Linked DNA regions of Mus musculus: region 1 is linked to region 2. A link is a loop called in an ENCODE intact Hi-C map of the cell type or tissue named here. Cell type or tissue: left cerebral cortex. All regions are shown on one strand. Each heading gives the region's core, and the rest is flanking DNA. Links, peaks and the distances in the headings are about the cores only. Region 1 holds the start of Rhbdd2 (rhomboid domain containing 2). Region 2 overlaps Por (P450 (cytochrome) oxidoreductase).

Evidence for each region. Peaks named below come from ENCODE experiments on the same cell type or tissue, not always from the same donor. Only the 100,000 strongest peaks of a DNase experiment are listed, where the experiment ranks them.
Region 1: a loop joins it to region 2, with 2.1 times the contacts of the local background. A loop is called at or near these places in 1 of 42 quality-filtered maps.

Annotation. Positions count from the first base shown.
Region 1 is chr5:135,626,209-135,636,333 of GRCm38, forward strand. It overlaps Rhbdd2 (rhomboid domain containing 2), which reads left to right and starts at 6,446. Exons shown (of 4, transcript NM_146002.2): 1 at 6,446-6,710; 2 at 9,787-10,125. The coding sequence starts at 6,533. In left cerebral cortex, for the core only: CTCF peaks have their summits at 4,617 (motif pointing left) and 6,458; DNase peaks (open chromatin) are centred at 4,607 and 6,411; H3K4me3 peaks cover 865 bases; H3K27ac peaks cover 749 bases.
Region 2 is chr5:135,699,104-135,709,228 of GRCm38, forward strand. The region is part of intron 1 of Por (P450 (cytochrome) oxidoreductase); the gene reads left to right. It also overlaps the pseudogene Gm16061. Among named protein-coding and RNA genes, the nearest start is that of Por, 15 kb to the left of the region's middle. In left cerebral cortex, for the core only: a CTCF peak has its summit at 3,995 (motif pointing left); a DNase peak (open chromatin) is centred at 3,848; H3K27ac peaks cover 1,560 bases.

The DNA of each region.
Region 1 (10,125 bases), core at 2,226-7,225, 72 kb before region 2:
CAGAGACCAGAGTCAGAATCAGAGCTGTGCTGTGAGACAAAAAAATAAGAAAAATGAAATGTTGGCCACAAAAGTCAGGAAAACTAGAAAACTTAGATAGTACCTGGCAACAAAAAAAAGCTTTTGGCTAAAGATCAACGTGTATACTGTAAAGAAAATGAGCACTGGGTGAGAGACTGCCCCAACAAAAAGAAGAGGAGCCCCCCTCATGACCAAACCCTTCACCTGTTTGTGGCTAAAAGTAAAGAGATAACAAAAGGGGTGCTAACACAGAAGCTGAGTCCTTAAAAGAGTCCGGTGGCCTACCTGTTAAAGCAGCTAAAAAAGAGACTGTGTTTCATACTCCTCCACTGACCAGTGCAAAACAAGCTAAAAAGTTCCTGGGCACTGCGGGCTTTTGCAGATTGTGGATTCCAGGTTTTGCTGAGTTAAAGAGATAAACAGCCCTTCGTATAGAAAAATAAAGAACAATCTTAGATGGCCTTAAATGCTCTTGAGACTGCCCTGATGTTATCCCCAACTTTGGGACTCCTAGATGTGACTGAGAACAAAGGTATTGCCAAAGAAGTTCTTACTCAGAGATTGGGACCCTGAAAAAGACCTGTGGCATACTTGTAAGAAATTAGACCTGGTGGCTGTAAGATGGCCTGCTTGTCTGCACATAGTGGCTTCTGGTCAAGGACGCAGATAAATTGACTCAGAGACAAAACTTGGCACATGTCCTAGAAAGTGTGGTTCAGCCCCCATGACCGATGGCTGACTAACGCTCTTAAAAGCATTATCCAACTGTTCCCCTGACCGATGGACACATTGTCAGAGCTTTGACTGAACGAGTGACCTTCGCTCCCCCTGCTATCCTCGATCTCACTACTGCCTGAGACTTCACCTACTCATCATTGTGCTGACATTCTGGCAGAAGGAACTCATACTCGAAATGATCTGAAGGATCAGATCAGCCTTGGCCTGAGAGTTTGAGCTGGTACACGGATGGCAGTAGCCTCGAGGTTAAGGGTAAGCGGAAGGCGGGGACAGCAGTGCAGTGGTGGACAGAAAGCCAGTGATCTAGGCCAGCAGCCTCCCTAAAGGGACTTCAGCCCAGAAAGCTAAACTTGTGGCTTTAATACAAGCTCTATATATACAGACAAAGAGAGCTGTTGACATCTGCAGAGAAAGACCTAAGATGCTGTGGCTAAAAGAAATCAGATGGCAAATCTAACCGCCCAGGCATCCTAAAGAGCAATGATCCTGACAGTCTGAAGACTATCAAGTTATAGACAAATTAAGACTGGTAAAAGAAACCCTGTATAAAATAGTAAAAACTGAAGAAAGAAAACTAGTCCTCTCATGAGAAGACATCTACTGAAAAATAGACTTTACTGAAAAAATATGTGTATGAATACCTTCTGGTTTTTGTGAACGTTCTCAAGATAGATAAAAGCTTTTCCTTATAAAACTGAGACTACTCAGATAGTCATCAAGAAGATTATTAAAAATTTTCCAAGGTTCGGAGTGCCAAAAGCAATAGTGTCAGATAATGGTCCTGCCTTTGTTGCCCAGGTAAGTCAGGGTGTGGCCAAGTATTTAGAGGTCAAATGAAAATTCCATTGTGTGTACAGACCTCAGAGCTCAGGAAAGATAAAAAAGAATAAATAAAACTCTAAACAGACCTTGACAAAATTAATCCTAGAGACTGGCACAGACTTACTTGGTGCCCCTTCCCCTTGCCCTATTTAAAACTGAGAATACTCCCTCTTGATTCAGTTTTGTTTTACTCTTTTTGAGATCCTTTATGGGGCTCCTGTGCCCATCACTGTCTTAAATGATGTGTTTATAATAATGATCTATATGTTAAGTTAAAAGGCTTGCAGGTGGTGCAGAAAGAAGTCTGGTCACAACTGGCTACAGTGAACGAGCCAGGTACCCCAAGGACAACTCACCAGTTCCAGCCAGAGATCTGATCTACGTACACCTGCGTCATGCTGAGACCCGCAAGCCTCACTAAAAGGGTCCCTGCCTAGTTCTGTTTACTAATCTGCCTTATTCTGTTTCTGTTCCCATGTTAAAGATAGAGTAAATGCAGTATTCTCCACATAGAGATATAGACTTCTGAAATTCTAAGATTAGAATTACTTACAAGAAGAAGTGGGGAATGAAGAATAGAAAATTACTGGCCTCTTGTGAAAACATGAATTTTTTACCTCGGAGCCCACCCCCTCCCATCTAGAGATTGTTCCCAGAACACTCCTAAACTTTTCACCCCAAAACTCCTCACCCTAAAGTTCAAACCCTCCCAACTAAAAACTGTTCCAAGAACATTTTTGAGATAAAGGCCTCCTGGAACAACCTCAAAATGAACCAGGTACTCCTTAGTTACGTAGGTTCCTTGATAGGACATGACTCCTTAGTTACGTAGAATCCTTTGGCAGAACCCCTTGTCCCTTGGCAGAACTCCCTAGTGATGTAAACTTGTACTTTCCCTGCCCAGTTCTCCCCCTTTGAGTTTTACTATATAAGCCTGTGAAAAATTTTGGCTGGTCGTCGATTCTCCTCTACACCACTAGGTGCCGCTAGGTGTATGAGTTTCGACCCCAGAGCTCTGTGCTTTCATGTTGCTGCTTTATTTCGACCCCAGAGCTCTGGTCTGTGTGCTTTCATGTCGCTGCTTTATTAAATCTTGCCTTCTACATTTTATGTATGGTCTCAGTGTCTTCTTGGGTACGCGGCTGTCCCGGGATTTGAGTGTCTGAGTGAGGGTCTCACCTCGAGGCTCTTTCATGGGCAGCACCATTCCATGGACCGGGAGTCCCAGATGAAGAGAAAGCAGACAGCGGCCAGACAGCAAGCTGAACCCAGCTTCCGTCGCTGCTCTCTGACTGTGGATGGAACGTGACAACTGCCTCACTTTCTTGCAGACATGCCTTCTCTGAAGTTAGGCCACGGATCTCAGAGGCTGAGTCAAGCCCAACTTCCCTGCATCTCTCTCTCTCTCTCTCTCTCTCTCTCTGTCTCTGTCTCTGGAACAGAGGTGAGAGGCAGGCTGTGCTCTGAAGAGATGGCTCTCAATTTATGATACCTGGCTCCTCCCCACTCTCATTCACCCACAGTATGTTGACCTAAATTACTTCCTGTCACCCCTAAACAGTTATAGGTAAAGACCTTTCCCGTGTCTAGGGAATTAGTCCAAAGAGACTCCCACAGTGGGTTGCTGGGAAATCGCTCCGAAGGCTACTACTCTCTGAGAGACTCCTCTGGCCTCTCCCCTCCAATCCAACCTTCATGCTTTCTCCTTTCCTCATGCCCCACCCTCTGTATCTATCTGTCTCTTTTTGTATGTATATCTCTGTCTCTCTCTCTTTCTCTTTCTCTCTCCTAGTGAAGCTATTCTCTCCCTCTAAGGCTCCCCCTCCCACCTCTAAGACTCAATCACCCCTCTGCATCCTTCTCATGCTAATTGCCCCTATTGAAAGGAATTGTGTCTGTGTCCCTTCCACAGCTTTTCTTCAATTCCACTTCACCCCTTCCCTGTGGGCTATGACCTCACTCCGTGAGAGGAAACAAACCCCTTCCTTCCTTCCTTCCTTCCTTCCTTCCTTCCTTCCTTCCTTCCTCCCTCCCTCCCTTCCTTCCTTCCTTAAGGTGTTACTGTCATAGCATCAAGAAAAGTAAGGAACAGCCTGGTGGTGGTGGTGGTGGTGGCACACACCTTTAATCCCAGCACTCGGAAGGCAGAAGCAGGCAGATCTCTGTAAGTTTGAGACCAGCCTAGTCTAGATAATTCCAGGACGGCAAAGTCTGTAAAGAGAAACCCTGTTTGGAAGAACCAAACAAATAGACGGAATAAAATGAAAGTAAGGAATATAGCTCCCACAAGCTTTGCAGTAGGTGACACCTGCCTTGTGGGGGTCCTTAGATTAGGGACCAGAAGGCCTGGGGTCAGCAGATGTCTCATTGAAGCCAAATAGAGTGAGATAGCTGGCCTATCTCTCTTCACACTGCCTCTGCCTCTTTTACTGTCTCAACCTTAGCATGGGGTTCTACTGGCCTCTGTGTGGAAGCAAGCTGTTTTGTTGAATAATGCAAGGATAACATGAATAGACTTCCCTTCAAGGCTTTCTTCCTGGCACCGTGACTGTAAATAGCAGACCGTGAACATGCATCAGAAGAGTAAGCAGAGAACACAGGATTAACACTGGGGGGGGGGGGGGGGGCTCCTCCAGGGTATAAAGGCGCTTGCTGCCAAGCTTGCTGATCTAAGTTTGATCCCGAAGACCTACAAGGGATGAAACGTGATGAAACCATTTCTAGATTTAGCTCAAGAATAAACTCTTAGAAACAAGAGCTGTGGTTTGTGCTGAGAGATATTTCTATCCAGACCTCCTCTTTTAGGATATTCTGTCATGTGTGTCTTTGTATCTATGTGGGCACTTTCCTGGAGGTCAGAGGACAGATTACAGAAGTCGGCTCTCTAGCTCTCTCCATCCATCACGTGGATCCATGGGGTCAAACTCAGGTCCCAAGCTGTGTATCTCCCTGTATTCCTCCCCACTGTTTAAAATTCTCTCATTATTTCTATCAGGTGTCTATAACCCCTGCTGCCCCCTAGTGGTAGGTGTTATGCAAGCAAAGCTATTAGTTTTTTTCTTGGGATGGTGGATTCAATGGGCTTATCAAATGGATGGTTTCTTGATTACATCTGATTATTTTTCAAAAGTATATGTATATACCGTATATATGTATATAATGCATACATAAATATTGGGGAGGAGGAATGGGGCTGTAGTTCAGTGATAGACCTCTTAACCTTTCATGCACTAGGCTGTAGGCTGCCCAGTACTGCCAAAACTGAACATATTGAAAAAGGAATATCTTGATGTCGCCCCCTGGGACCCAGCAAACTGGGATTCAATTTCCTGACTCTTCTCACCCGCGACTTGGTCGGGAAGCTACCTCACCTGCTAAAGCACTTGTAGCTCACAAAGGATACTCTAGCTGTTCACCAGAAATAGCTTTGCTCTGCAGGAAGCGCTTTTCAAACTGCAAAAGGCTAAAGCAAAGTTTAGCAAAAGCGTCATGGCGTACGCTCATAGCGCATGTATAGTAGCTCTAGTGTCCCTTCAATTGTCTCCTTCCCCGCCTCCTCTTACTTTATCTCCAGTCCAGCTCCAGAAAGTGCTGGCTCTGTCTTCTTGGCCAATTCAGGCAGGAAGAACCAAGTTTTAATTCTTTCTTTGCTATTGAACTGTATCCCTCAGGGATCCCCATAGACTCAGTTTCCTCTTTGGCAGGACAGAGACAAACACAAGTCTGTGGGAGAATAGGGCTCCGTGGTCCTCACGACGTCATACCATTACAGTGAGAAGGACCCGGCTGAAAGCATAGTTCAGTTGGTAGCATGCTGGAGTCCCTGGGTTCGAGCCTCATTACTGCATAAACTGAGGGAGGTGGTGCACATCTAAAATCCCTGCTTTCTGGAGATGGAGACCCAGAGTTCAGAGTCAAATTTGTGTAAAAGCCAAAAGCAAGAGGAAGAAATGTTTTTCAAGACCCCTCTCCCTCAATGAGGATCTACTAGTAGTTAATGGCTGTTGGGAGGAGAGACATTTGCTCCTGAAAGCGACTTTAATGAAACTCACTGGGTCGCAAAAATTTAAAAAGAAAGAAAGAAAGAAAGAAAGAAAGAAAGAAAGAAAGAAAGAAAGAAAGGAAGGAAGAAAGAAGGAAAGAAGAGAAAAGAAAAGAAACATGGAAGCAAAAGAGAAACTAAGATGGGAAGGCAAGAGGGGGTAATGGAGCCCCGATAAAATATGATCAAAGTACATTATACACATGTAAGAAAATGCCATAATGAAACCATTACTTGGTATAATAAATATAGGTTGATTAAAATTTTTAAAGGGAGCCTTTGAGATGGCTGAGAGTAAAGGTGTTTGTGTGTGCACCTCCACACCTTCTCTCACTGAGCCAAACGCAAATAAAATCTAAAAAAAAAAAGAAAAGAAAAAAAGAAAAATAAAAAGGGCTAAAGAGATGACTCAGTGGGTAAAGGCACTGCTGCCAAGCCTGATTACCCAAGTTCTATTCCCAGGACCCAGAGGTGGAAGGAGATGATAAACTCAACCTTAAGTTTTCATCTACCCTCCACGCGCGTTGCACGCACATGCCCCTCTCTCACACTCAAACAGATGTAATCAAATGTTTTTTTGGTTTTGCTTGTTTGTTTGTTTGTTTGTTTGTTTGTTTTTAATTAAAAATCAAGAAGAAGGAAGCTGAGGTCTAGGCAAGAATACTCCTGAGGCGGCAGCCCGCACAACACCCGTAGGTAAGCTGGAACTACAACTCCCGGCCTCCTTTGGGCGGGTAAGAGCGGAGGACTCCACGGGATTGGGCCTTCCCCCACCCCCACCCCCCCATGGGGCGGTGCTTGAGGAGAGGCCAGTCTTCCGCTGTTGCCAGGGGAGACCGCCGCAAGGAGGCGGAAATTGAGGAGGGAGGCGGGGAGTACCGAGGCCGCACGCTGGAAGGGCTCGCGGCCATGGCGGCCCCGGGCCCCGCGAGTCGCTTCTGGTGCTCGTGTCCCGAGGTGCCCTCCGCCACATTCTTCACCGCCCTGCTCTCGCTGCTGGTGTCGGGCCCCCGCCTGTTCCTGCTGCAGCCGCCTCTGGCGCCCTCGGGGCTGTCTCTGCGCTCCGAGGCCCTGCGCAACTGGCAAGGTGAGAAGAGGCGGGGCGGGGATGGCGCGCTTCCTCAGCCCGCAGACTCCCCGGTCCCTGATCTCCAGCCTCACTGCCAGCCAACCCCAGACCTCCGTGCCCACCACCATTCTCCCCACTTGGAGCTCCAGCATGTCTTGTCCAAAGCCGGATCATTTCCGCCAACTCCTTCTCTACCCACAATCGCCCCCTTCCATGTTACCCCAGATCCATTCATTCTTTGATCTCGAGGGTGAACACACTTCCTAAGCCATTCACGTTTTATAAACACAAACCCCATCTGCTGACGGCCCGAGCCCCACAGGAACAAACCAAACGTTTCTCACCTTTATCGTGACAATTGTCTACTGTCAACCCAATGGATGGCTTTTCCTCTTGACTCTAGAATTTTCTGCTGCGTCTTTACCTTAATCCTGACTCCTAATCCCAGCTCACAGAAGGAGCTGGTAAAGTGTTTGTTTTCTCAGAGGAGAGAAATTTCTCAAACTAATTAAGTCTGGTAATCATCCCTTTGTAAAAGACAGGATTCTTAGTCTTTGTTTCTTCCTCATTCTTTCCTGGGAAATCCCTGTTGCTTCTAACGTTAACAGAGGCCTGCGCGTTCATTTCATGTAATCCTCGCTGTGATTTCATGACAGGCCATATTAAATTGCCTGTTTACCAGAAATTGAGGTTGAATACAGAGATTCGCAGAGCTAACACATCATAATATTGAGATAGGAGCCCCGCACTTTGTTTTTAGTATGGTGATTTAAAACTAGGGCTTTGGGTATATAATCTCCACATCTTTAGATAGAGGTATACATATGTGACACATTATTTATATGCTTGTGTGCACTCTTGTGAAAGTCAGAGGACAACCTGACCGGAGTCTTTCTCTTCTTCCCCCATGTGGGTCCTGGGAATCAAACTCGGGTCTTTGGGATTGGCAGGACCTACCTCAGCCTGTTGAGCCATCTCGTCAGCTACCTAAATCTTAGAGAGTTGTATGTAGAATTTTTTCATATTTACCAGTAAAATTTCAATTTGGGACATATCCAGCAAATAACCAAACTTCTGGAGATATTCTGATAGGATGTAATGGTTTCCTGCTTAAAGCTGAAATTTTCTTTTCCCCCTTTTTTGGATACATGTAGCACTTACAGTCAGCTAAATGCCAGTGTAGACAGGCACGCACTCTTTTTCTTTCTGGGTTTTTGTTTTTTGTTTTTGTTGTTTTGTTTGTTTTTGTTGGTTTTGTTTTTTTGTTTTCGTTTTGTTTACTTTGAAACAAAGGGGCTTGCTATTTATTTACACCAGTATGGCCAGGCTTCATTATGTAGTCCAGGGTAGCCTCAGAGCCATGATCCTCCTGCCTCACCCTTCTGAGTACTAGAACACAGACATACATCACCCATCACCATGCTCACTTAACCATATTTGTCTGAGCATGGGCTCCATGAACAGGCAGAGAAACAGTACCTTTAATGCCAGCACTAGGCAGGCGGAGGCAGGCGGGTCTCTGAGAGTGAGCCCAGCTTGGTCTCCATAGGGAGTTCCAGGACAACCAGGGCTATATAATAAGACTCTGTCTCAAAAAAAAAAAAAAAAGAAAGAAAGAAAGAAAGAAAAGAAATTAGAGCCCTGTAAGTACCTTGCTACCAATCGTGAGAACTGGGGACCTACGTGGTAGAACTTCTGAAGGTTTTTCTCTGATCATGTACTCCCATATACCCACAAATAAAGACATATAAAAATGTAAAGTATGTATGTTAGCCATTACTTGTATTGGGGGGAAGAGTATAAACCAAATATGGCAGACACTTGTAGTCCCAGCACTCAAAAGGCTGAGGCAGGAAGATTGTGAGTTCGCAGCTGGTCTGGGCTACATATCAAAACCTTGTATCCCCAAAAGAGGCTCGATGTGGTGTCTTACACCTATAATCCCAGCCCCCAGGAACCAGCCTAGTCTACACAGCAATGTATACACCAGATAGGGCTGCATAGGGAGACCTTGTCTCACTGCAGAGAGAGAGAGAAAAGGACTTTCCTTGCTATTTTATGGTATATAAATCTTGGCTGCCCCTGTAAAACTCCGAAAGCACTCTTTAAGAAGACCCTTACTTAATCTATGTAATTATTAGTGACAATTTTATAATTTTATGGTCGTTATAATTCATGGTTCCTTTTTTCTTCCCCCGAACAGCCTCTATGGAAGGAGAGGCCAGAATTACAGCTAAGGAGACTGCCACACAGAGTGTTAAGTGGGACCCTCAGCCTACCCTGAAGCTGTCACAATTAATTAACCCTCAGACTGCCTAGTGAGGTAGGTCAGTATTAAAATCTAAACAGAGGAGGGTTGGAGAGATGGCTTAGTGGTTAAGAAGAGAGCTGGCTGCTTTCAGAGGACCCAAGTTTGGTTCCCAGGACTCCACATGGCACAGCTCACAACTGCCTGTGACTCCAGCTCCAGGGGGATCCAACCTCCTCTTCTGGCCTCCACAGGTACCCACATACAAGTAGCATACACAACAGTAAAAACACATCTTTAAAAGAAAACCTAAAACAGGGTTGTAAAGCATTTGTCATGTTCAGAAACCATTCCAGTTTTCAAAAGGTATCTTTTTCACACCTAGAAATTGGTCTCAATAACCTCTGCCTCGGGGCCGGGAAAGGATGGAGACGACATTATATGCTCATGCTTTGAATCATGGGGATTGGTTTTGATAACCAGGGCTCTAGGGCCAGGAAGGAACAGAAACTATATTATATACTTTATATCTTGAATCATGGGCACTTTCCTGTTCTGTTGTTGTGTTTTTGCTTCCTGTTGTGGTTTTTGAGACACGATCCCATGTAGTCCAAGCTGGCTCTAAATTCCCAGTGTAGCCGAGAGTGACCTGGAGTGAGCCGAGAGTGATCTTCCTGTCTACCTCCTGAGTGCTGGCACCATTCCTATGTGAGCAGTCTACAGTGCTAGGGGTGGGCCCCAGGGCTTTGTGCCCGGCTTCAGTTCTCCCTTCCTAGCTGGCCTGGGACCCGGTTGCCCCTGGTTGGAACGCTCAGCCCTGGACCACTAACCCGAACCCATCTTTAGTTTACAGGCTGGTGACCTACATCTTCGTCTATGAGAACCCAGTCTCCCTGCTCTGTGGCGCCATCATCATCTGGCGCTTTGCTGGCAACTTCGAGAGGACCGTGGGCACCGTCCGCCATTGCTTCTTCACCTTGATCTTTACGGTCTTCTCCGCCATCATCTACCTGTCATTTGAGTCTGTGTCCTCACTGTCTAAGCTGGGGGAGGTGGAGGATGCCAGAGGGTTCACCCCAGTAGCTTTCGCCATGCTGGGAGTCACCTCGGTCCGCTCTCGCATGAGGCGGGCCCTGGTGTTCGGTGTGGTGGTGCCTTCCGTCCTTGTGCCGTGGTTGCTGCTGT
Region 2 (10,125 bases), core at 1,681-6,680:
TTATTTTTTGGTTTTTGTTTTTCAAGACAGGGTTTCTCTGTATAGCCCTGGCTGTCCTGGAACTTGTTCTGTAGACCAGACAGGCTTCAAACTTAGGGATTTGCCTGGCTCTGCCTCTGCCTCCCAAGTGCTGGGATAAAGTCATGCACTACCACTGCCCAGTTATTTTTACTTTTTTTTTGGTTTTTCGAGACAGGGTTTCTCTGTATAGCCCTGGCTGTCCTGGAACTCACTCTGTAGACCAGGCTGGCCTCCAACTCAGAAATCCACCTGCCTCTGCCTCCCAAGTGCTGGGATCAAAGGTGTGCGCCACCACCGCCCGGCCTATTTTTACTTTTTTGTATTAAGAATTTTGTGTGTGTGTGTGTGTGTGTGTGTGTGTGTGTGTGTGTGTGGTATGTCTGTGTATATGTGTGGGTGTTTGGTGTGTGTGTGGTGTGGTATGTCTGTGTGTGTGGTGTGGTATGTCTGTGTGTGTGTTTGGTGTGTGTGGTGTGGTGTGTGTGTTTGAGTGTGTGTGTGTGTGTGTGTGTGTGTGTGTGTGTGTGAAGGCATCAGATCCCCTGCAGCTGGAGTTATAGGTGCTGGGGCAAGTGGTGGTACCAGATGGGAATCAAGAGAAGTGGCTGGGCTGGAGGGATGGCTCAGTGGTTAAGAGTGTTGGCTGCTCTTGTGTGATGTGACCCAGGTTCAACTCCCAGCACCTACATGGCAGCTCACATTTGCCTGTAACTCCAGTTCCAGAGGATCTGACACCCTCACATAGACATACATGAAGGCAAAACACCCATGATCCACGAACATGTATGTATGTATATCATGGACTAAAGTCCCTGAGCAGAACCATTCACCCAGGGCAGGAAGGCAAGCCAGGCTCCATGTCGGAGGGACCAAGTAGCCAACGCCTTCACATGAGACTGGTCCTCTCCAACTTGGGCAAAGCATCTCTTCCCACTCACTGCCCTAGATTCCCGAGCTGTAACCCTGCTTGCCACAAGGCACCATTCAGGCTCTGCCCTTTCTCCTATGCCCAGAGTTCTATCTACCCTTATAGAGTTTCGACTGAGCCTGAAGTCCCATGCCTTTAGCTACATAGGTCTAGGTAGAGTACCCCATGGGTACCAATCCTCCATTCTTTAAAAGAAGTAAAAAAACGACTCTATTTCTAACTGTGAGTGGTGGGGGAGGATGAATGTGTGAGCACACTGTCCTTGGAGGCTGTAAAGAGCAACCGCTCCCCTGGAGCTGGGCGTACAGGAAGTTGAGCTGTAGGACCCCTCCCACCTTCTTTTCTTTCTTTGGTTTTTCAAGACAGGGATTTCTGTGTAGTCCTGGCTGTCCTGGAACTCACTCTGTAGACCAGACTGTCCTCGAACTCCGAGATCCAACTGCCTCTGCATCTTGAGTGCTGGCATTAAAGGTGTGTACCACCACCCCTAGGCTCATTTTTCTTCTGCCTCCTCCTCTTCCTCCTCCTCCTCTTCCCCTCCCTCCTCCTCTCCCTTCTTCTCCTCCTCTTCTTCCTCCTACTCCTTCTTTTTTAAAATTTACTTATTCTTGTGAGGGTAGGGTGCATGTTGGAGGTCAGGATAACTTGCCAGAGCCAGCACATGGTCCCAGGGATGGAACTCATGTTGTCAGAGTTGGCAGCAAGCACCTTTTAGCTAATAAGCCATCTTGCTGGCTTCTGATGGGCAAACTTGTAAATGGTTTAGTAATTGTAGATCATTTTATAGACATCACAAGAAAGTCTTCTATCCTGTGGTTGGAGATGGCCCACTTTTTACTGATGTGTTCAAGTTGTAGACTTAAAACACAGTAGGGCTCTAGATGCCGGTACTCAGTGATGGACATGACCTTGGCTGATGCTTACAGAGATAAGGGTCTCCAGTAACCCAAGCTAGCCTTGAGCTCTCCACTGATCTTTCTGCTTCTACCCTGGCAGAGCTGAAATGACAGGCGTGCACACCCCACCCCCACCCCTGTGCATCCCCAGCCATGGCAGCTTTAATGCTTAGCTATGCTCTGATGTTAACCTGAAATGCAGACAGACACTGGGGTGAGGTGGGCCTCAGAACAGTACAGTCAGAGCCCTCAGTGCAGTGACAGTCTTTGGCCTGACGCCTTGATAAAAAATTCTGGACTCTGGTTTTGGTAAGTCTCACAAATTCTGACTTGTAGAAGAGATGGCTAGAAGCCGTTTTGGGGTAGAAGAGAGGCTCCCGAGTCCCTGTTTCTCTCCTAGTCACAGGAGAAGTGCAGCTGTTGTTGATGACATAGTCTGAAGGATTGTCAGCCCTGGAACCCCTAGCACCATCATGAGCCAGCCAGCCAGTCACCTTGTCTTCCGCAGCCAATGACAGCTAGGATGGCAGCAGAAGTATCAGAGTCCCACAGGGTCCTTGTGTCTCACCCTGGAAGTTGCTGGCTAGGGGACCATGGGTAATTTGCTTGGCAAAGTGTTGGTCTGCAAAATGAAAGATAATATTTCTCTAAGCAGGGTTGTCATACAAGAGAAAGGACTTGTATTGTGTACTTAGTATGGCAGTTGATGCACAGTAGGTATACATGGACCTTGGTGTAGTGAGCTGGCAGTGACACAGTGCGTCTTTGCTCTAGGTGGATCTTTCTTCTGCAGTTCTGACTGCTGTTTGTCTGCTTATTTGCAGTACTAGGGTTTGAACCTAGGGACTCATGCATGCCAGGCAAGCACTATACCTTCGAGCCACTTCTCCAGCTCCTCACTGGGTGACTCCAGGCAAGTGCTCCACCACTGAGTTCACTCTCAGCTTCTTGCTTTTCTGTTTTGAAACTGGGTGTTAGTGGTCCAGGCGAAACTTGAACTGCGTAAAGCAAGCTGGTCTTGAACTCTCAGCCATCCTCCTGCCTCTGCCTCCCAAGTGCTGAGATTTGAGGTGTGTTTATCACCATACTTGCCCCTTAATTCTGCATTTGTATGTGTTTGTGTGTGAGTGTGCATGCTCAAGTGTGCATGTGTGTTTGTATATGTGTGTACGTGAATGTTTGTGCACAGGTATTGTGTGTGTTTGTGAGTGAGCACGTGTGAATGAATATGTATGTGCACATGTACAGGTCAGAGGAAGCCTTAGTAACTGTCCCTCAGGAGCTGTCTGTCTTCTGTCTCGTGTAGTATTTGCTTGCATATTTGTCTGTATATCACTGTGTGCAGTGCCTGTTGGATCAGAGCCCTGGACCTGGAGATCTAGGAATGGAACCTGGGTCATCTTCAAGGGCAGCAGGTTCTCTTAGCCACCTCGCCATATCTCTGGCTTTCCATGTTGCTTTTTTTGGCACATGGTCTCTCATTGACCTGGCACTTAGACTGGCTGACCAATGAGCTCTAGGCATCCTCCAGCCTTCTTCAAGTGAGCTGACAACCTCTTTTGGCCTTGAACATCCGAACTCACACGCACGTAAGCACATACACATATACACTATTGAACACGAAATACATATTTTTAGGAATAACTACTTTAAAGTGGGATGCACAGGCTGAACCCTCGTGACGTGGGTCCTGGGGATGGGACGCAGGTCTCCAGGCTTTCAGTGCAAGCAGTCTGCTGACCGAGTCATTTCCTCAGCCCTGACTCTTTAATCTTAGTCAGTCTTACCCTTACAGCAATTGCGAAATATCACAGCGTTTCTTTCTATTCTCACCGAGCTTTCCCGATGCTCACGTCTTACATAACCACACCAAAATGATCAAGAGCCGGAAGTAGCATTGGTACAGAGTGATTCATTAAGTCAGACACACTGGCAGACTTCCTTTGTGAGGGGCCAGATAGTACATTCTTGAAGCTTGTGAGCTGTAAGATCTGACAGCTGAGCAACTGCTGTTTTATTTAGCAAAAAGGCAGCCATAGGTGGTGTGTGAGTGAGTGGGCACGGCCGTGCTCGCGAGAGAAGTCTTTGAGAAAGTAGGCTTTGAATGCAGGCCAGGCCTTGCTGATGCAGGAAGGTGCCTTGGTGGAACGGCGCCCCCTTCCGCTCTAGACTGCAGCTGTGATGGTTGATCTTAACTGTCAAACCAGAATGCCTGGGGGTTGGGCTGTGGATGTGACTGCGGGGCTTATCATGATTATGTCATCAATGTGGGAAGATCCATCTTGACTGTGGGTGAGCCTGGCCCATCATGAACTGTATAAAATGGAGAAAGCGGGTTGGAAAGATGGTTCGGAGGTTAAGGGTGTTTACTGCTCTTACAGAGGACCTGGGTTCAGTTTCTAGCACCCAGATCATGCAGCTCACAGCAGCCTGTGACTTGAGCTCCAAGTGACCTCATAGCCTCTCCTGGTCTCGAACATCCAAACTCATGTGCACAATAATCACACACATATACACATAACTCAAAATAAAATAAATATGTGTTTTTAACTGCGACTTTAAGATGGAGCAAGTGAGCTGAACACTAGCCCGTATTCAGTGTGATTCTGATTATTGTGACCAGCTGCTTCTCGGTGTAGACCAGGCTGGCCTTTAACCCATGCCGGCTCCTCCTGCCTCAACCTCCCGAGTACGTGGATTACAGGCCTGAGTCACCACACTGAGCTATTTACTGGGGTTTCCATCTTGCCTTCGTACCTGCCATCCTACCACTTGGTCACCTGCCATCTTGTATTCCTTTGGTCAAGAAATCTGGCATGACATCTGGGGCTTATTTTAGACTCACCCAGTCAGGAGCTGGGCCTTGGTATCTGGCCTGTGTTTTGGGGGGCAGGGAGTGCCCCCCAAGAAAGGCAGACGTCCACTCTGGCTTGGTTTGTTCTTCTGGGACACAGGTGTCCTGGCCTCTTTGGACTGTTCTCTGTGGTCCACAGCTAAAGTGTGCCCTCCCAGCTCCAGGCCTCTCTGCGCAGTCGCAGTGTGCCTTGACAATGACGAGCTGCTGGGAAGCAACTGCTTTCTCAAAGCTAATTTGATAGTAAGTCAGAAGCCTTAAAGATAATCCCTTTGGTGGCTGGAGGGCTGGCTCAGTGGTTAGGAGCACTGACTGCTCTTCCACACTTCCTGAGTTCAATTCCCAGCAACCACATGGTGGCTCACAACCGTCCGATGCCCTCTTCTGGTGTGTCTGAAGGGTGTATTCACATAAAACAACAACAAAAAAACCCTCACTTCCTTTGATTCAGAGTGTTGGTCTGAGTGTCGTATGCTTATATACATACATGTGCGTTTGTATGTATTTGTGTGTCTCACTGTGTTTCTGTGTATGTGTGCACAACGTGTACAAAAATGTGTCTGTATATGTATATTTGTATGTGTGTCTGGGTGGTACTGTTTGTGGGGTATTAGCATTTGTCTGAGTATGTGTGTATGGGTATGTGTCTTTGTGTTAATGTATGTATTTGTGTGTGTATGTATGCCTGCACATGTATGTGTGCCTCTGTGTGTGTATGTATGTATATGCATATCAGTGTCTCTCTATGTGTGAGTCTGACTGCATGTGTCTCTATGTTTATATTTGTATGTCTGCACCTGTGTGTGTGCCTAGGTATGTATGTCTCTATGTATCTCTGTGTCTCTGTGGGTATGTACATATGGGTGTCTGTCTATCTGTCTGTGCCTATGTGTGTGTGTGTGTATATGTGTGAGAGACAAGCTGATGCTGGGGATGGATTATAGGGCCTCACATATTCAATCACTGGGTTCATTTTCTATGTAAATTTCAAGGCATTTTCTCCTAATCCCTGTGCAACAGAGAGGGCCACTGTGGGGAGTTATCAAGCCCCAGCCCCTCCACATTTGCGCTGTCCTTTCTTTTCTAGCTGAAGTCTGCTCTCCAGTCTGAGAGACACGGTAGACCTAGTTCACTACTCTTTGCCTTTGATCTGAACTTCTTTTGTCTCTCATGACCCTGACATTTTTCAGAAAGTAGGGCCGTGTCTCTGTAGTCAGTCCCTTTATATTCGTTTGGTGTTTTCTCAGTCACCCGTCATCCATTCATGACTTAGTGCTAGCCAAGTTATCTGCTGTGAAATTCAGGTTTTCCCTTTGTGTTTGTTTTTCGAGACAGGGTCTCACTCTAGCGGTGGCTGTCCTCGAACTCACTATGTAGGCAAGGCTGTCCTCGAACTCACAGAGGTCTGTCTTCTTAGTGCTGAGATGAAAGCCCTCTACCACCATGCCCATCTTCAGATTTTCCCTTTGTGATCAGGCGTTTTCTTATTAATCATCAAAGTTCAGTTGGGGGAGGGGCAGAGGCTGCTGTCTTCTGTCTTCCCTGATAGCTCTCTGCTTTATTTTTGAGGCAGGGTCTTTCACTGAGCCTGTTTCATCAGTTGGCTCCACTGGCTGGCCAGTTCTCCCGTCCCCAGCATCTTCTCGTCTTCCTCCATCCCCTGGTGCTGAGGTTGCAGACACACTCGGACACTTCAGCTTTTTACATGTTGTACAGTCAGCACTTTATCCACTGAGTTGTCTGCTTAGGCCAGCTGTTGCGAGTTCTAATGCCTGTGGTTGGTCAGGACAGTCACAGCTTATGATTTGGATCTGGCTTGTGTCCCCAAGTGGCTTGTGTGGGAAGCTGGGCCTCCAGTGTCCTGATGTTGGCATTTTAAGTGGTGGGGCCTTCAGAAAAAATTCAAATAGATATTTTTATTTTTAAATGATGGGTGTGGGTACATGTGTGTGAATGTAGTTGAACCCAGGAGAGTATGTTGATCCCCAGAGGTGGAGTTACAGGGACTATAGACAGGAACAGTGGGAAGATAATCGGAGTTTTCTGTGATTCCTTGTGAAAGACTGATGAACATACTGTTCTCATGAGTTTGGACAGTCTTTCTAAGAGAAGCTGTAGTTTATAGTGCTGCATAGTATTCCATTGTTGTTATGGAACATATAGGTGTCCAGGGTGAGCCCTGCTGGGAATACCACAGTGAATAGGCTACCAGGCTGAGTAGGGAAACATCTTCTAAGCAGAGGGTTCCCCCATCCAAGGGATGGGGAATCCCCACCCCTGTTTTCTTCCCTAGGAAAATAACTTTAGAGCTAGACAAGATGGCCCACGAGTCCCAGCACTTGAGAGGTACAGGCCAAAAGATCAGGTGTGGCTCAGCTGTCAGAGTGCTTGCCTCCTTTTCTACACGCACCTAGTATTTATTTATTTATATTTGATATTTATTTATTTATCTATCTTGTTTATCTCTGTAGATCTCTGTGTTTAGATGAGTGTGGGTGTGCTTGTGCCACAGCCTGCATGTGAGTCTGTTCTCTCCTTCCACCCTGTGCGGTCCAGAGATGGGACTTAGAGCATCAGGCTTGGCGGGAAGTATCCTCACCCACTGAGCCATCTCACCAGCCACCAGTTTCTGAGAATCTAAAGCTAGGCATGGTGGTGCACGCCCTTATTCCCAGCACTCTGGAGGCAGAGGTAGGTGGATCTCTGTGAGTTTAAGGCCAGCCTGGTCTATCCAGCAAGTTCCAGGGCTGCAAAGTCACACCTTGTCTCAAAAATCCAAAACACAAAACAACAACAAAACAAGCCACAGTATGAGTATGTCAGCCTTTGGTCAGGGTATGTGTATATATTTTGTGCTGTTTATATATAATGGAAGGGGTAAATTCTACAGAGAATATACCCCACATAGGGTGAAATTCTGGCTGGAGATTTTATCCTTGAACCTGTAACCTTGTCTTGTTTTGTTTTGTTTTTTTCAAGAAAGGGGTTTTCTGTGTAGCCCTGACTGTCCTGGAGCTCACACTGTAGTCCAGGCTGGCCTCGAACTCAAGGATCCGCCTGCCTCTGCCCATTGAGAGCTGGGACTAAAGGTGTGCATCACCACCATCTGGCAACCTTTTTTTTAAAAAATGAGAATATTTTATGTGAGGCTAGAGAATGGCTTGTGGGAATGGGTATTTTCCTCCCACCATGTGGAACCCTGAGATTCTTAGCTCATCAGACTTGCTGGTGAGTGCCTTTATCCACTGAGCCCACATGCAGGCTAGAATCTGTAACTCTTGACCAGAGGGAGGGGGACCTGAGTTCAAGGGGGTGATCCATGTGGAGGCTAGAATGCCACTTGGGCAGAAAGCGTGGGTGCCAGGGCAGGAAGGCCTGCAGCCTGGGATTCCTTCCTCTCCCGGGAGGAGCAGGTCTTTTGTCCATGGAGACTTGGCAGATGAGGAGTCCGACCTGATGGAGCCCTGGGAGGCAGGCAGCGCAGGCAGGACGTGCTGCTCACTTACTTCTCCACGGTCTGTTAGAGCAGGATGCCTGCTTCTGAGCACAGCACAGGATGTTCTTGGGGCTGCTGTTTTTAAGTGTGTGTGTGTGTGTGTGCACACGTGCGCACGCGTGTGTGTGTGCGTGTGCGCGCGCGTGTGTGCACATGCATGTACTCTCGAATGCCCAAGGAAGCCAAAAGAGGGAATCAGATCTGGAGCTGGAATTACAGGCATTTGCAAATTGCTTGACATGGGTGCTGGGAACCTAACCTAGGTCCTCTGGAAGAACAGGAAGTGTATCTAACCACTGAGCCGTCTCTCCAGCCCCTACACTTTGCTGTTTGATAGAGGATCTCTCACAGGCCTGGAACTTGCTGAGCAGGCTGGCTGGCCAGGGAGCCCCAGGGACTTGCCAGTCTTTGTTCCCCAGTGCATATGACCAGCTGAGCACTTTTCATTTGTCTTTGTTTTGTTTTGAAACAGGGTTTCTCTTTGTAGCCCTGGCTGGCCTCAAACTCCCAGATATCCTCCTGTCTCCCCCAAGTCTGAGTTCTGGCATTTCAGGCCTGCATCACAGGTAGGGCTTATGCAGTGGGGAGGGAACTAAGAGCTCCTGTATGCTGGGCAAGTGCTCTACTTAGTCACTCCTCCAGCCCTAGCCCAAGGCCATCCCCTGAACTGCAGAGAGGGTTTCCTGCTAAGTCATGCTTTCACTGGTGCCTCTCCTGGCCACCTTCCTCTTTAGCAGCAGTGCCTCAGCCACGTGTCAGTCAGATGGTTCCAAATTAAGCCCTGTTATATGGGGGGAAAGGCCATCATCACCCAGGGGCATTGTAGACTTGGCTAGGAAAGGTTCTCTAGGACACTAAAGTCAAGGCCAGGCTGGGTTGGCACAGGAACTGTGAACATTGACCTGGAGAAGGCTTCTCATTGGGCTACTGCTCACCTAGCTCTCCTGTTTCCTCAGGGCCCTGGGTCTGGCCTTGGCCCATTGTCAAAGCTCAGGTCTCAGTGCACAACTGTCCGTCCCTCCCTCCCCAAAACACTGCCTTTTGCTCCTTACTGAATTCTCACTGAATGCAGCCAGCCCAACAAGTTTGTGCTTCCTGTTCTGTCAGTTAAAAAAAACAAAAACCCGATAGCCCTGGCTAGCCTGGAACTTGCTGTGCAGTCTAGGTTGGCCAGACTGTTGGCCTCGAACTCAAATCTTCCTGTTTGGTTTGCTCCACCACACCCGACTTAGATTGTAATCTTGGAATTTGCCCATTATGTATTTCCAGTCATCAGTTGCTTCCAAAGAGACATTATGTGGAAGTCATCGATTAGATGGTCAAGTGGATTTTCTAAGGTGGGACCCAGACTCTCTGAGAGACTGGAGGCATGGCTGCTTGAGGCCTAGGCTCCTATCCTAGCAAATCCAGAGAATTTTCTGTGTGCCTAGGTCTGAGGAACTTGGCTGGAACTATGGTTTGAGCTCAGAAAATAGAGGATTTTGTTTGTTTGTTTGTTGTTTTTTGTTTTTATTTTAAATGAAATGGAGATCTCATTTCATGGTTTTTTCTTGATCATCTAGAAATTATAGTAAAACAATTTGACATTACTTACAATTTATACCATGTTTGTTCAGTTTAATTGACTCTATTGCAGTATAATCCTCACAGGTAATTTTAGATTAGTCTTGTTTAAAAAAAAAATCAAGGCCAGGTATAGTAGTGCACACTTTTAATCTCAACACTGGGAGGCAGAGGCAGAGGCAGGGGTGGGGCTCGGTGAGCTTGAGGCCAGCCTGGTCTACAGAGCGAGTTCCAGGACAGCCAGGGCTACACAGAAAAACCCTGTCTTAGAAATAAAGTAAAAAAAAAAAAAAAAAAAAAAAAAAAAAAAAAATCTAAGGGCTGGTGAGATGGCTCAGTGGATAAGAGCACCAGACTGCTCTTCCGA